Linked DNA regions of Homo sapiens: region 1 is linked to region 2. Evidence: chromatin loops called from intact Hi-C (ENCODE). Cell type or tissue: CD4-positive, alpha-beta T cell. All regions are shown on one strand. Each heading gives the region's core, and the rest is flanking DNA. Links, peaks and the distances in the headings are about the cores only.

Region 1 (2,910 bases), core at 163-2,662, 90 kb before region 2:
GTGATGAATGCATACTGTGGATACCATGCAGGACTCAATGTCCATACCTCAACAGGGCTGCATATCAAAAGCAATATGAGGGAGAAAAGACATGGGATGAGAGTATCGCCCAAGAACTTCAGTGTAATTTTAAAACATGCAGACTTAACCACTGCAGAATTGCCCAGGGGACTCTTCATACATAGCCAAGGACCCATTCAAAACCCTCAAGAGTGGATTCCTAGGGTGAGGTGGGGCTTAGAGGTAGTGCCTGGGGACATATTGATGGCCTTGTGTCCTGAATGCAGTGTGTCATATGCAAGTGAGGAGGACAAGGAAGAGATGGGGCCACGCTGACTGGGAAGAGAGAAAGAGTGAAGCTTATATAAGATAGTACCTGAAATTAACAGGGTCCTACCTGATGAATAAACCTCAATAAGGACAAGCATGGATGGAGAAAGGACACAAGAACTGATTGAGGTCTATCTGGAATTCAGGAGGAACCCTGGTCATTACCTTTAACTGATGAAAAAACAAAGCCAATCGCCCAGGCGCAGGGGCTCATGCCTGTACTCCCAGCACTTTGGGAGGCCGAGGTGGGCAGATCACCTAAGGTCGGGAGTTCGAGACCAGCCTGACCAACATGGAGAAACCCTGTCTCTACTAAAAATACAAAATTAGCCGGGCGTGGTGGTGCATGCCTGTAATCCCAGCTACTGGGGAGGCTGAGGCAGGAGAATCACTTGATCCTGGAAGGCAAAGGTTGCAGTGAGCAGAGATCGCGCCACTGCACTCCAGCCTGGGCAACAGAGCGAAACTCTATCTTAAAAAAAGAACAAAGCCAAACTGAAGGAGGAACTTTGCCCGTGGTCTCTGGGCTAGAGAATGGGGCAAGGTAAGGAGAAGGATGTGGAGCCAGATGGGACGCGCCGCAAATACCCAGAGATCTTTTTTTTGAGACAGGGTCTATCTTTGTCACCCAGAATGGAGTACAATGGTGCGATCATGGCTCACTGCAGCCTTGACACCCTGGGCTCAAGCAATCCTCCTGCCTCAGCCCCCACAAGTAACTGTGACTACATGTGTGCGCCACCACACCTGGCTAATTCTTGTATTTTTTGTAGACACGGGGTTTCATCATGTTGCCCAGGCTGGCATACAATATTTTTAATCATTCTGTGCACAATACAAAGTTTTGACTGTGACCCGTCACACATGGTGAATTATGGAATATTCCACTCGTGGCGTCATGTTGGTGCTCAAAACGTTTCAAATTTTGGAGAATTTCAGACTTTGGATTTTCAGATCAGGGATGCTCAACATGTATATAGTAACAAAACACACAGGATTTGCTGGCAACTGAAGCCCCATTCAATAAATATAATGGTGTAAAAGCAAATACGAGAACTGCACCCAAGCAAATAACAGCAACTAAAAAGCAAGCCACAGTGCAAAAAATATACTGAGGGAATTCCTACCCAGCACCTGCAGCAAAAGTCAACAAAATCTGGCACAAAGCCACAAAACCCATTCCTGCCGGATATGATGTTGCCACACTTCACCACTAGGGGACGACGAAGGTCACCCAGCGAATTTGGGCCGCGATGCTCAGAATTCCTGGCCCCGTCTGCTTTCCCAGACAACGGATGGCCTCTTTGGCACCTGTAAGGTCCCCCAAACTGCAAGATGCTAGAAAGCAATCTCAAGGGACCAGCAGCCCCAGGCCTATGAAGCCCTCAAGAGCCTAACTCGTTCTCTTCCATCCACAATATGGGCATGTTATATTGGGGTGCCCAAGGGCCCCACTTTGCACCATTCTCTTCCATCCACAATATGGGCATGTTATAAGATGGTAAGGAAGGCTGGCCATGGTGGCTCACACCTGTAATCCCAGCACTTTGGGAAGCTGGGGTGGGCGGATCACTTGAGGTCATGAGTTCCAGACCAACTTGGCCAACATGGTGAAATCCCGTCTCTACTAAAAATACAAAAATTAGCTGGGCATGGTGGCAGGCTCCTGTAATCCCAGCTACTAGGGAGGCTGAGACAAGAGAATCACTTGAACCTGGGAGGCAGAGGTTGCAGTGAGTGGAGTGCCCGGGCAACAGAGCAAGACTCAGTCTCAAAAAAAAAGGCCAGGCGCGGTGGTGCATGTCTGTAATCCCAGCACTTTGGGAGGCTGAGGCGGGTGGATCACCTAAGGTCAGGAGTTCAAGGTCAGCCTGACTAACATGGTGAAACCCCATCTCTACTAAATACAAAAAATTAGCCAGGTGTGGTGGCCTATGCCTGTAATCCCAGCTAATTGGGATGCTGAGGCAGGAGAATCGCTTGAACCCGGGAGGTGGAGGTTGCAGTGAGCCGAGACCACGCCATTGCACTGGACAACAAAAGCAAAACTCCGTCTCAAAAAAAAAAAGACGGCAGGGAAGCTGCAGAATAGGCCAGGCAAGGCGGCTCACAGCTGCAATGCCAGCAGTTTGGGAGACCAAGGTAGGCGGATCACTTGAGCACAGGAGTTCAAGACCAGTCTGGGCAACATGGCAACACCCCATCTCTACAAAAAATACAAAAATTAATCTGACATGAAGGTGCATGCCTGTAGTCCCAGCTACTAAGGAGGCTAAAGTGGGAGGATCATCTGAGTCTGGGAGGTCCAGGCTGCAGTGAGCTGAGATTGTGCCACTGCAGTCCAACCTGGGTGACAGAGCGAGACTGTGTCTCCAAAAAACAACAAAAACAAAAATTAAAATTAAAATTAAATTGCAGAAGGCATTTTTTAGAAAGGGGGAAAAGGGTAAGTGAGTCTTATGCCAGCAAACTGGATATCATCCCCACTTAACAGATGAGGAAATAGAGGCTCAAAGAGGCAATGCAACCTATCCAGGCTCAATCATACCGCTAGGGAACATCAGAACCAGATTCAAAGAC
Region 2 (2,910 bases), core at 198-2,697:
GAAAAACTTACTATGTGCCAGGCACTTTCCGGAGGACATGAGGCATCGGGTGAAAGGAAAAAGTTAGTCAACGGCAGCCGAGATGAGCACGCTGCCCAGAATATTGTGTTTTTTTTTTTTTTTTTTTTTTCAGTATCTCACTTGGGTCCCATTTCAGATACAGTGACCAAGTCCCTGAGAGGACAACCATGTGATTCTGTTCATGTAGCCCATTCGTGCAGGACTGGGCCTGCCATCATGTGTATTTTGTGCTTCTGAAGATCATTTTTCAGCAGTGGGGGTAAGAGTGATGAATTTGGCCAGGCACAGTGGCTCATGCCTGTAATCCCAGCAATTTAGGAGGCTGAGACAGGAGGATTGCTTGAGGCCAGGAGTTCGAGACCAGCCTGGGCAACATAGTGAGAACCCCCACCCCCACCCCCACCACCGCCTGCCATCTCTACAAAAATATAACGAATTAGCTGGGCATGGTGGTACATGCCTGTAGTCTCAGCTACTTGGGAGGCTAAGGCAGGAGGATCACTTGAGCCCAGTGGTTCAAGTCTATAGTTAGTCATAATTACGCCGCTGCACTCCAGCCTGGGTAACAGAATGAGACCCCAACTCAAAAAAAAAAATGAATTTGGATTGAGTTAAAGGGAGACCTCTCCCTCTCTTCCAATTGAGAAATATCACCCCTTTGAGAGTGAGAGTGCACTGTAGGCTCTACAGCTGAAATGTCTTGAGAGATGGTAGCCCTCACGTTCCTGACTTTGGAGTCTGACTGCAGCGCAGAGAGGGGCCCAAAGTCACACAGCAAGTGCGCACCTGAGATGGGACTAGGACGGGCGTGAAGACAAGCTGCACGGAAGAGCGTAAGCTCCAAGAGGAGGTCAAAGGTGGAGCAGGTGAGTCTTGGTTCTTCTGGGACCCCCAGAAACCACCCCTCTTTACAGCCTCAGTAGAACCACTCCCCCTTCTCCTTGAGCTTGTTTTTTTCCCAACAGCAAATAAAGCCCAGTCCCAGTCGGGGCAGGGGAGACCATTCTTCCTCACCTGTCTCCAGGCCATCCAAGAACAAAAGCAAGCATACTTACTGGTTTGTCATCAAAGGCTTGGGAAGACAGCTCTGCTGAGACGCATGCTCTGGCTGGACAGGTTAGGGCTTTGGGGGCCCTTCTGGAAGTCTGCCAGTGTCCTTGGTCCTAGGACACCCAGAACTCTCTCAGCCTGGGAGGATCTTCAGGGAGAGGCTAGGTGTTGGTTTGGGTAGCTCAGCATCTGTCTGCAGTCAGCAGTTTGTACACCAGGGATGGATCAGCTGCCCCATGCTCCTTAGGGATTCTGGACTGGGGAACCCTCCCAAGCACAGCCGAGCCAGGGAGGGAAGGCCCAGGGCCCTTTGAGCTCTGTCACAGAGACACAGGCGTGGGGTCCTTGGAGCTCTAGCTCCGACTGCAGACTCTGTGGTTCTCACAACCACCCGTTTCCTCTGACGGCATCACAGACCGTCGAGGAGCCACCTTCCCCAAGTTCCTGTTTCTAGGGGAGCAGCTGCTGCCTTGTCATGATCGTGGAGCAAAAGGTTTTTCTCTGGCTTTGTGGCTTAGTCTTGTCCAAGGAACACAGGACTGAGGAAAATGAGCCGGAGTTCCCATGCTGGCCTGACCATAATAATCACTCAGCGGGACTTAATTGTAGCAATTTCTGGGATCTCCCAAACTTTCTAAATCCAAGTCTCCAGATAGGGAGCCCAGGAATCTAAATTTTAAACCCTGCAGGAGATTCCCTTGACTGACGAGTGTGGGAAGCACTGCCTTCTCAGCCTTTAATGTGTATAGGAATCACCTGGGGATCTTGTTGCACTGCAGGCTCTGATTCAGAAGGTCTGGGGCAGAGTTCAGTATTTTGCATTTCTAATACGCTCCCAGGTGACCCCCATGTTGCCAGTCTGGGGACCACACTTTGAATAGCAGCAGTATCTGGACAGTGGTCTCCAAGTATGGTCCCTAGACCAGCAGCCTCAGCGGGAATTTGTTAGACATGCAAATTCTCAGGCCGCATCCCAGATCTATGGAATCATACTCTGGAGGTAGGCCCAGCAATCTGTTTTCATGCCTCCAGGTGATTCCGATGCATGCCCAGGCTTGATTTTTTTTTTTTTTTTTTTTTTTTTTTTTTTACAGGGTCTTGCTTTGTCACCCAGGATAGAGTGCAGTGGCACAATCATAGCTTAGTGCAGCCTTGACCCAGGCTCAAGTAATCCTCCCTTCTCAGCCTTGAGTAGCTAGGACTACAGGTGTGCACCAGCACTCCTGGCTAATTTTAAATTTTTTTTGTACAGATGAGGTTTCACTGTGCTGCTCCATCTAATCTCAAACTCCTGGCCTCAATTGTTCCTCCCACTTCCACCTCCCTAAGTGTTGGGATTACAAGCATGAGCCACAGTCCATGCCCAAGCTTGAGAATCACTGGTCTAGGATAAAGAATCTGACTCTGGCTGAATTGTCTTTGATCAGTGTGTTACCTTCAGTCCCACTCTTCATTAAGATTTAACCACACCCTCTCGCTGCTTCCCCATTAGGGGGATTAGTACTCTTGGAGACAAAGGGCCCACTGCACTGAAATGATTCCTGACTCCAGCTCAGCCCATGCAGCCCTTTCTGGGGCCTTGCCAGCTACAGCACTCCTGCTCAGGTTCTCCTTTGATCCTAGGGAAGGCTGGTTTGATTTTTATCCTTGTAGGCACTTGGCACACAGAGCTGAAGGAGCCAGAGTGGAGGCACACTTCTGCAAGAGAGTTCTAATCAGGACGTTAGAATGGGTGACAGCCACTCAGGGATGTGGGCCTTGGCAGGGAGGGACTTGAGCTTGAGCCCACCTTCCCACTCCTGCTGCCATACAACTGTAATGCCCGTCTTCTTATGATAC

What was found. A loop is a pair of places that touch in the nucleus more often than their neighbours do. Peaks named below come from ENCODE experiments on the same cell type or tissue, not always from the same donor. Only the 100,000 strongest peaks of a DNase experiment are listed, where the experiment ranks them.
Region 1: a loop joins it to region 2, with 13 times the contacts of the local background. A loop is called at or near these places in 3 of 110 quality-filtered maps.

Annotation. Positions count from the first base shown.
Region 1 is chr20:36,555,157-36,558,066 of GRCh38, forward strand. All of the region lies in intron 2 of DLGAP4-AS1 (DLGAP4 antisense RNA 1), which reads right to left. Among named protein-coding and RNA genes, the nearest start is that of MYL9, 15 kb to the left of the region's middle. In CD4-positive, alpha-beta T cell, for the core only: CTCF peaks have their summits at 1,551 (motif pointing right) and 1,750; a DNase peak (open chromatin) is centred at 1,525.
Region 2 is chr20:36,644,761-36,647,670 of GRCh38, forward strand. It overlaps SLA2 (Src like adaptor 2), which reads right to left and starts at 1,436. Exons shown (of 8, transcript NM_032214.4): 1 at 1,077-1,436. In CD4-positive, alpha-beta T cell, for the core only: no CTCF peak of the experiment used is centred there; a DNase peak (open chromatin) is centred at 1,471; H3K4me3 peaks cover 1,563 bases; H3K27ac peaks cover 1,886 bases.